2 separate regions of the Mus musculus genome follow, and region 1 is linked to region 2. A link is a loop called in an ENCODE intact Hi-C map of the cell type or tissue named here. Cell type or tissue: left cerebral cortex. All regions are shown on one strand.

What was found. A loop is a pair of places that touch in the nucleus more often than their neighbours do. Peaks named below come from ENCODE experiments on the same cell type or tissue, not always from the same donor. Only the 100,000 strongest peaks of a DNase experiment are listed, where the experiment ranks them.
Region 1: it touches region 2 in a loop (2.2-fold over the local background); 6 of 42 quality-filtered maps call a loop at or near these places.

Annotation. Positions count from the first base shown.
Region 1 is chr4:125,229,781-125,234,780 of GRCm38, forward strand. The region is part of intron 4 of Gm32611 (a long non-coding RNA gene); the gene reads left to right. Among named protein-coding and RNA genes, the nearest start is that of Gm40244, 14 kb to the left of the region's middle. In left cerebral cortex, a CTCF peak has its summit at 2,112 (motif pointing right); a DNase peak (open chromatin) is centred at 2,122.
Region 2 is chr4:125,934,414-125,939,413 of GRCm38, forward strand. No RefSeq gene overlaps it. Among named protein-coding and RNA genes, the nearest start is that of 2610028E06Rik, 15 kb to the left of the region's middle. In left cerebral cortex, no CTCF peak of the experiment used is centred here; DNase peaks (open chromatin) are centred at 2,170 and 4,184.

The DNA of each region.
Region 1 (5,000 bases), 700 kb before region 2:
CTTTTCTCCCATAGCCCTCCTTGCCTTTTTGAGGCGTTTTTTTGAGCCATCCACGCTTGCTGGAAGCTTCTGTAAGTATCCCAGAATGCCTCAGGTGAGTTTGCAGACGGGACTCCACTGGGACCGGAGCTGTAGGCACAAACCTTTGTCATCTCCTTTCTGCTCTTCTTAAGTATCTCTTTAAAATTGCAAAGCTCCCATGCAGAAAGGCGAGCTCTCCGTGATATTACCAAATGTCTGAGAGCAAATATTTCCCAAGAACTGTGGGGGCGCGAGCAAACACCCTCTTTTTTTCCCCTTTGTTATTCCTGGGCGGAAGCAGATAATGAGTTACCCTTTTCACAATCAGTGCTTGCTGGATTTTTGGCTACATTATTGGGAGCAAATATAAACAGGGTAAGTTAAAGGCATAGATTATTGCAAAATAAAATTGGGATACATGAAGCTTAAAAGTCTTAATTTTAAACCACTCCTCACAATAGGCCAGAAACTTGATCCTCTGTAATTCCCCGCAAACAGCGTTTGCATTTTATTATTGAATGTGTCTTCTCTCGGCCTGGGATGAGATTTGACTCATGTTTTCGCATAAATATAATAAAAGGATGCTTCCCAGCGAATATAGATTTAGGAAATAGTGTTTGCTTATTTCTCTCAATTCAAAAGAGTGCAAACTGGAATCTTTTTTGCTTGTTTCAGTAATTTTTCTTTTAAACACAAAGACTGCCCGTATTGTTTCCTTTCATAGAGACCACAAGGCAGTCTGGGGAGAGTTGTGGTTTTGTCTTTGTTTTTTTGTATTTCTCTCTAGGGAGTGCATAACATACTGTGAATCTACGAGTCAGCAGCTAAGGCTTTCTACTGCCTGGCAGTGGCTGCGGACATTGTGGGCAGGTGTCTGAGGGTCTGTTCAGGCTCAGGACCGCAGCCAGTCAATCTCTTCTGGGACAGGGTCCTACAAGAAGAGGTCAAGCCAAAATCTAAGACCAGCTTCTATGGGTTCTCTTGGTGTTTCTGTGTCTTTCCCAGAAGCCCACAGAGATGATAGTGAGGGCCAATTGCTGGCTGACTCTGTTGCTTGCTCTGTTACTTTTCTGCTGTGATGAAATACCAGGACAGAAGCAATTCCAGGGAGAAAGGGCTTATTTTGGCTTACAGTTCCAGGTCATGGAATTTACCATGGCGTGGACTTAAGGGAGCTGGTAGGGAGCTGGTCACATTGCATTTGCAGTCTAGAAACAGGGAACAAGGAGAACTTGTACTCAGCCAGCTTTCACCTTTTTATGCAGTCTGGGACTTGTGCCGAAGGAATGCTGTCACCCACAGTGGGCGTGTCTTTTCCCTCAACTGACCTAATCAAGATAGGCCCCTAAGGCATGCTCAGAGCCCTGTCTCCTTGGTGAGTCTAGATTCTATCAAGTTTGTAACGCTAGCCATCACTGTCAGTTCTGGACTCACAGTAGCTTTCTTGCATAGGGATGCAAAGAAACAGTGAAGGGCCAGAGCCAAGCCAGAGCCAGTCACTCCCAGGCATGGGATGGTGCCTCTCTGAGCCTTAGTTTTTCCATCTGTAAAATGGGATAATAATAGGATTTACTTTGAAAGATTGGTGTGAAGATCTGCCAGAGGGAAGAGAAATGCATATTTAGAAAGCCACTGCATGTATATGCATATATAGAAAACCTTGCCAGCTAGAAATGGTTCAGATAGTGTCACAGGGTTTGGTGGGGCTAGGCTCACTCTTGGTCTGCCTTACATTAGAGCCAGTTCTCATTGTCTTTTGCTTGGAGAACAGTGCTGAGGATTGAACCTAGGGCCTCACAGAGGTACAATTGCCTTACCACTGAACTATCCACCTAAGTCCCCCAAATGTCATGATTGTAGTTAAAAGCTTTCAGAAAGATTTTCAGCCCAGATCAGATTTCTCAAAAACTAAATATTTGTGCTTTAAATTTCACCACACTCAGTTTTTTCCACAAGTCAGTTATTTGTGCCACTGGTGGCTTCCCTTTGTGTCGGGGCTGCTTCCCCTGGGGCAGGATCCAACTCTCCCACCTCTCTGAGCGAGCACTTCTACCTGTTTAGAATATTCCTCCTGCAATACATACACATTGCCACCAGGTGGCAATAGATTCCCAGACCTCTTCGGGGAGCTTGGCCATAGCAGAGGTATTCCCTTTCCTGGGAAACAGTTGAAAATGGATTTCTATTTATTAAACCAGTTCAATGAGATTAACCTACTTACCACCCCAACTTTAAGCATGGCAAGCGTCGCGGCAGCTAATGAGACAAAATACAAAGTGTTTGGTGCACCCAATTATCTCTTCTTAAGTAATCCCTAAAGAACGGCTAATCCGTGCTCCTTCCCCAGGGAAGCCCCCCTCTCCTGTGTCTCCCCGCTCCCTAGAGCTTCCTTCTGCTCAATGCACAGGCGCTCATTCAGTCCCGAGTATGGTGCCTGCGCTCTGGGGCAGCCCTAAACTGGGGATGTTCTCAGCCAGAGAGGAGAAAGGTGGCGTTCTGGAAACAGCAATGGGTCCCAGAGCCAAAAGACAGGGTCATGGGGATGCATGGACCCGGCTGGGAAGGAACTTGGAGAGGGACTGGGGAATCTGAAGACTTAGGCCTTTACCTAGAGAGATCACAGTTGTGGAGTTTATTGGGTCATGTGACCTGGCATTGGCAAGTCTTTCTATTCTTTAAGATACATTAGATATGTAGATTAAACACACACACACACACACACACACACACACACACACACACACACACCCTGACTTGAAAATTCTGGACCAGATTTAGCTCTGAATGAGTTTGAGGTTTGTGAAAGAGGGGTAGGCAGGAAAGGGCTTAGTGGATATGCAGGACAGAGGGCTGTGTCCACAACTGTGGGAGCCCAGAGGAGCCCCCCCCCCACCCCACCCCCCGCCACTCTGACAGATAAATCCCTCAATCATCATCCACTCAGTAAATATTCACTCTACTCCTGCTGGGCAGAGTTCTGTGCTGACTGCTGGGGATCTGTAGGTGGTAAACAGCTCCCAGCTCCACGGATTGCTGTGCAGCCTAACCAGAGAGACAGATGCCGCCGTGATCTGTGGCATAAGAGTTTGGTTGTGGGTTATCGAGTACCTGACAGATAGGTGCTCAGTGCCTTTGAGATGTGGGTCAGAGAGGGCTTTCTCAAGGAAGCTGTGATCGGCCTGGGGTCTGAAGGGTTAATGGTAGTTTAACTCACCCACTTGCCAGGCCATCCACCCCTTTTCTAGAGGTCACTGGGTGCCCAGTGGGGAAGGTCTAGCCCAGACAAGGTCATGAGCCAGAGAAGGAGTTATTGGTGGTCAGGATGGAGCCCCAAGGGTTGGAGTCCTTCATCCAGTGCTTCTCTGGTCTCCAGAGGGCCGTGTGTATGAGCTGCAGCATTGTCCAGGCTAGCAAAGGCCCTCGAGGCCTTGGGAAGAGCCAGGGAGGGACAAATGGATGCCTCAGATGGTAGAGTCCCAGCCAGCATTTTGGGAAAGATGCTTTGGGTAGAGGATGGCACAGACCCTTGGTTCTCCCCTGGCCAAGAGAGCCCAGTTTCCTTTTATTATTATTATTATTATTATTATTGGCCTTGAACATGTGATTTTCCTGTTTTGACTTCTTGAATGTCTGGTTCTTAGGTCCCATTAAAAGTTTTTGATTGCCGGGCGGTGGTGGCTCACGCCTTTAATCCTAGCTCTTGGGAGGCAGAGGCAGGTGGATTTCTGAGTTCGAGGCCAGCCTGGTTTACAAAGTGAGTTCCAGGACAGCCAGGGCTATACAGAGAAACCCTGTCTCGAAACAAAAAAAAAAAAAAAAAGTTTTGGGGCTGGCGAGATGGCTCAGTGGTTAAGAGCACCGACTGCTCTTCTGAAGGTCCTGAGTTCAAATCCCAACAACCACATGGTGGCTCACAACCATCCGTAACAAAATCTGATGCCCTCTTCTGGAGTATCTGAGGACAGCTACAGTGTACTTACATATAATAAATAAATAAATCTTTAAAAAAAAAGTTTTTGATTGCTTGTTGATCTTGAGACAGAGTCTCATGGATCCCGGGTGGCCTCTGCTGACGACCTTGAACACCTGATCTTCCTGCCTCTGCCTTTGAAAGTCTGAAATTACAAGAATGCACTACCACAATTAGTTTGTTCTGGGCTGGGGGATCAAATCCAGGACCTTGTGCTTGATAGACAAACACTTTACCAACTGAGCTACATCCCCGGCCCATTCAGGGTGTGACATCTCAGGATGAGGAGCGAGGCACAAGATGGAATTGAAAGCCAGAGTCCCCAAGAACAAAGAAAGGGATCAGGGACCAGGGTTAAACCAGGAGTCTGTGCGGGCTAGTTTAATGCCAACTTGACTTAAGCCAAAGTCACCTGAGAAGAGGGAACCTCAGTTGAGAAAATCCCTTCATGAGGTCTGGCTGGAGGCAAGCTTGTAGGACATTTTCTTAATTAGTTACTGATGGGGGAGGACCTAGCTTATTATGGGTGGGGCCATCCTTGGGCTGATGGTCTTGGGTTCTGTAAAAAAAAGCAAGCTGAGCAAGCCATCGAGAGCAAGCCAGTAAGCAGCACCCCTCCCTGTCCTCTGTATCAGCTCCTACCTCCAGGTTCCTGCCCTGTTTGAATTCCTGTGCTGGCCTTCTTCAGTGATGGACTACAATGTGGAAGTATAAGCCTAATGAACCCTTTCCTCTCCGGCTTGCTTTTTGGTCATGGTGTTTCATCATAGCAATAGAAACCCTAATTAGGACAGAGGACTTAGGAGTCAAGACCACAGTTTCTCAGTGTCTGATCAGTAGGGGCAAAGCCCCCAGGTCTGTTCCATATTCCTCCTGCCTCCACCCCTGAGAAGAGGAGCTACGTGATCTTCATGCACAGCTTAGCCCTGAGCCTGGGCATCCTCATGAACTAGAAATTCTGGGTTTGCCTGATGGAGTCAGGTGATCAAGCAGTGGCCTGAGACTAGGA
Region 2 (5,000 bases):
GCGCATGTGTGTAGGGGAGGACACACAGCACATGGGCAGGGTGCAAACTTGGGACTTCCAACTCCAACTCTTCTCAGAGAGTATGTCACAATCTCATGAGGGGTCATGTAACTACATGTGGAGGTTGCAACCAGAAAGAAGAAGAAGAGGAGGAGGAGGAAGAAGAAGAGGAAGAAAGAGAAGAAGAGGAGGAGGAGAGGGAGGAGGAGGAGAAGAAAAAGAAGAAGAAGAAGAAGAAGAAGAAGAAGAAGAAGAAGAAGAAGAAGAAGAAGAAGAAGAGGAGGAGGAGGAATGGGAGGAAAGAGGAGGAGGAGGAGGAGAAGGAGGAGGAAGAGAAGGAGGAGGAGAAGAAGAAGAGGAAGAGGAAGAGGAAGAAATCTGGCAACACTGAGCACTTTCTGAACACACAGTGGTCAAGAGTTAATTAAACCAAAAGCACAGAGACTCCAAGGTGTTGCTTGCTGCCAGTGCTGCACCACGTGGCACCGTGTGACCTCACCACAGCCTCAGTTCTAGCACACAGCATGGGCATTTCAGGCTACATGTGCCATCTCACCGTAGACCAGAGAACATTGCCTGAAAACCCTCACCCAGATTCAAGAGCACCGTACATGGTGGGGACTGTGCTGGTTGCTTTTGTGTCAACTTGACAAAAGCTAGTGCCATTGCAGAAAGGAAGCTCAGTTGAGGAATTGCATCCATGAGATCCAGCTGGCATTTTCCCAGTTAGTGATGGATGGGAGATGGGGGAGGGCCCAGCCCACTGTGAGTGGGGCCATCCCTGGGCTGGTGGTCCTGGGTTCTATAAGAATGAGTGAGCAAGCCATGAGAGCAAGCCAGGAGGCAGCATCCCTCCATGGCTTCTTTATCAGCCCCTGCCTCCGGGTTCCTATCCTGTTTGAGTTCCTGTCCTGACTTCCTTTGGTAATGAACAGTGATGTGGAAGTGTAAGCCAAATAAACCCTTCCCTCCCCAACTTGCTTTTTGGTCATGGTGTTTCATCGCAGCAATAGAAACCCTGACTAAGGCAATACAGTTTTACTCCACACAGTTTCCTGCTCCGATTGAAATGGAATCCTTTAATTACAGAGAACAGAGACTTTCCTCATGTCCCCACCACTACCCTTCAGTGTGTATCGGATTCATGTATCTTTGAATTGTATTGTGCTAGAATGTTTGATTTTTAAAAATTGCTGTTTGAGTTGCTAACTTGAGTTTCATAAAAACTAATTAAATGAGTTCTGGCATGGGATTAGGACAGAATTTCCAACAGCTTCTGAAATGGTCCTAAACACACTTTGGCTGCTTTGTTCTATGTGTTTATGCAAAGTGGAGTTCTCAGAATTGATGATTACAAAACCAAAATATCGATCAACTCTGAAAAACATAGAAGATGCTCCACACTCCACAATACCAAGTATTCCCCTGAGACTCCAGGTTTAGTTCTTTCTTTATTTCTCACAGGGTCTCAAGTAGCACCAGGTGACCTTGAACTCCTTATGTAACTCAGGCAGGCCTTGAACTCCTGATTCTCCTGCCTCCATCTCCCAAGCGTTAGGATTATAGGAGCCACCACACGCAGCTAAACACAAAACTTTTCAAATGTTAAAGAGCTGGGGGGGGGGGGATAACTTGGTCAGATGAGTGTGTTTGCGTTGTGTGCAAGAAGCCCTGGGTTCACTTCCTAGTGTGGCATTAAGACTTGTTTTTATAATGATCTATGAACTTGGGAGAAACCAGAGGGTCAGAAGTTCAAGGTCACCTCCAACTACAAAGCAAGATGTTTGAGCTTTGTAGACAAATTGAAAATTAAGTACAGGCCAGAGAAGATCCTCTAAGCTTCCTCCTCTCACACAGGAACTATTTCTGCCCAGTGTCCTTCTAAACATCAAATCTAAATTCTTTAAGCTACCTATGGCCATGCCAACCCGAACACACCCAATTCCATCTGATTTCAAGCTATAAAGCTCCCTGTTTGGGCAGTTTCCAGATGAGAGGCAAGAGGCTGGCAAAGCCTGCCACACTGGCGAACATTGCCCTCTTGTGTCCCAGGAGCTGCCCCCATCCCATAGAAGTGAGGAGAGAGAGACTGCTCTGGCCCAGCTCCATTTGGGGGCGAGCACCCTCCTCTGATAAGGCATTTTCCTGGCAGTGTTACCAAGGCCCCTTCAGCTCCAAGGACGTGTGGGATGCCTCCAGGCCCAACATATGTGTGGGATCGTCTAAAACAGGGACGGGAAAAGAGGGAAACTGAAATCTGTTCCCCCAGGTCTGTTGTCTCAACAAGCAGCAGCCTCCAGAAACTCTTCTGTAAGAGGCGGTGGGGGCCAAGATTGAAGACGGAATCCCAGTACACGGGTGGGAAAAATAAACCCGGCTAATAAGGGAAAGCTGGCCTGGATCACCCTGCACAGCGGGTTAGGGTCAAAGCCAGGACTAAACTAAAACACCTTCCAGACTGGAATGTGAGGAGAAGGGGGAAGGATTCCTAACGGGAGCAGAGAGAAGAGGGAAGACAGAGCCAGAGGCTAGGGCAGGTGAAGAGGAAATGAAGGGCCGAGAGTGGTGTCAGATTGACAGACACAGCCGTGAGCCTGGTCTCTGGGTCAAGTGAAGGTGGTGGAAAAGTGGACACCTTTGGCTCTGTTCACTCTTACTAATTTCCATCCTTCCTAAGCTAGGCGGAGCCATGTGACCAGTTCAGGCCAATGACTGCACATTTCAGGCCAGCACACCGAACTGCCAAGAAAACCTACTGAGCTTTCTTCCTCTCCCAGCAAATGGTAAATCCAAGATGGCAGCTGTACCACCAGCCAGGTCTGACAGGAGTGACTGAGGTGAGCAGAGATGTTGCCAACCTTTGCTGTCTGTGTTGTCTTCAAGCAATGAGACTCAAGAGTATCTGTTATAGTAAGCCCAACCTGACTGATCTGACACGGAACTCTAGGTTCACACAGTCCATGACCCAATCCCAATTCACTGACTGTCAGAGTGGCCTGGGAAAGTCTTTCCCTCAGGCCTCTGTCTCTTTCATGACCCAGAGCTAGGAAGATGGCAGAATACATACTGTTGCTCTTGTAAAAAACAAAACAACAACAACAAAAGAGACTTGAGTTTGGTCCCTGGCACTGACATCAGGTGGCTCACGGCCACCTATTACTTCATCCCCCAGGGGACCTGATGTATGAGAATTTTCCCATCACTAAGATGGCACAGGGTCTTGAGGAAATGAGGACACAGCCCATTCTGGGGTTCCCAGAGAAAAATCTCTTAAGATGACAGTAAAATGCTTCCTTCAGGGTGCCCACCCATCAGAGTCATCTGAGGCACTGAGACTGCCTCCCAGATCCAGGTGACAGGAAGTAACCAGGATGGGCTCAGGACACCCCAAGACCAAGATCTCAGGACAGATTTATTTGTCCCAGAAGGAATAGTGTCAGGGAATGACAGGAGATAGAGGATGAGGGAGAAGGGAAAGGGAACAAGGGAGAGGGGGAGGGATATTTGTTGGGGATGGGGTTGGGAGGACATGACAAAGGACTGCCTCTGGATAGAGAAAAGACAGACGTGGCCCATAGGCCAATGACAATTCATAGAGGTACAAGGGAAAGCCCCGTGTTAGGATGAGGTGTTTAGTTTTAATTGGGCATGTTAATTAGGTGAGCCAAAGGGACTTTAGATTGCTGGACTTTAATACTTTGATAGCCAGACCTTGGTAGTCAGTCTTAGTCAGAGGAAGTGGTCCAATAAGGGAATAAACCTTGGAGGCTAGCTTTAGGAATGTAATCTATCGTTTTTTTTTTTTTAGCAGGGCAAGGTCTATCAGAGCCATGTTTGCCATGCTCTGGCTGGCTAGAGTCCCTTCAGCCAGGGATCTGTTGTTAGGCCTGGAAGCCTCCACGGAGAGAACCTAAGCGAGGTCTCCTAGAAGCGGCAAGGGAGAGGCTGGGCGGAGTCCACCATGCTTGTTTTCAGAGGATGCTGTGGCAGCTCCTGGGGTGACCTCCTTCCCAGGCAAGTCTGGCTGCCTTGGAGATAAAAGGGCAGGATTCTCAATAATGCAGCTCCAACCCAGCTCTGCTGCAGGCTCCACAGGCTCCCAGCCTGGCGCCTGGGGAGGAATCCAGGGGAGGCCTGACTTCTCCAGCCAGCTCCCCCTGCCTCCACCCACCCACTCCCCTCCCAACCCCGCCACAGAGCCAAGGGGAGAAAAAACACCAAAGAGTGAATTTCTATTTAAAAACAGCTCCTGCTCACCATTTTGGCTGTTCTTACAGGGGGAAAGATTCTGGTCTGTGAATGTGTGTAGGTGTAGGCATGCGCAAGCTCACTGGCAGTGTGACCTCTGAGTACATACATGTGAATCTAAGAGTGTGATATGTGTGTTTACAAGTACCTGTACAGGGATGGTCATGAGTGTGTGTACGTGGGTGTGCTCAATGAAGCTCTTTGGCTCTCCAGGTGATTGTGTGTATATACATGCATACAGGCTCTTTAGAATAGAAACACTTTCTGGTTAAACTACCACCATTAGTTTGGGTTATTTTTTTCCACTAAATTTCCCTAGGAGCTGGGGAGGTGACTCGTTCAGAAAGTGTTAGCCATACAAGCATGGAGACCTATGTTCAGATCCCCATAACCCACACAGAAAGCCAGGCTTAGCCGTACTCTCCTCCCAGGATGGGAGAGGCGCTGATCACATGATCCTGGGGCTTGTTGCTCTAGTGAAAGCAGCAAGCTCTGGGCTCAGTGAGAGGCCCCATCTCAAAAATGGACATCATTGAGAAAGATACCAGCTATCAACTCCTCCCCTCCGCTGTTGTATATGTGCACAGACATCTGTACACACGTGCACACAGACACACAAATAGATGACATACACACAAGCCAGATGTGGTGGTACACAGCTGTCTTCCCAGCACTTACAAGTGGGGGCAAGGAGGATCAGCCTCAGCTACCTGGCAAGTTCCAAGCCAGTCTGGGCTACGGGAGACCCTGTC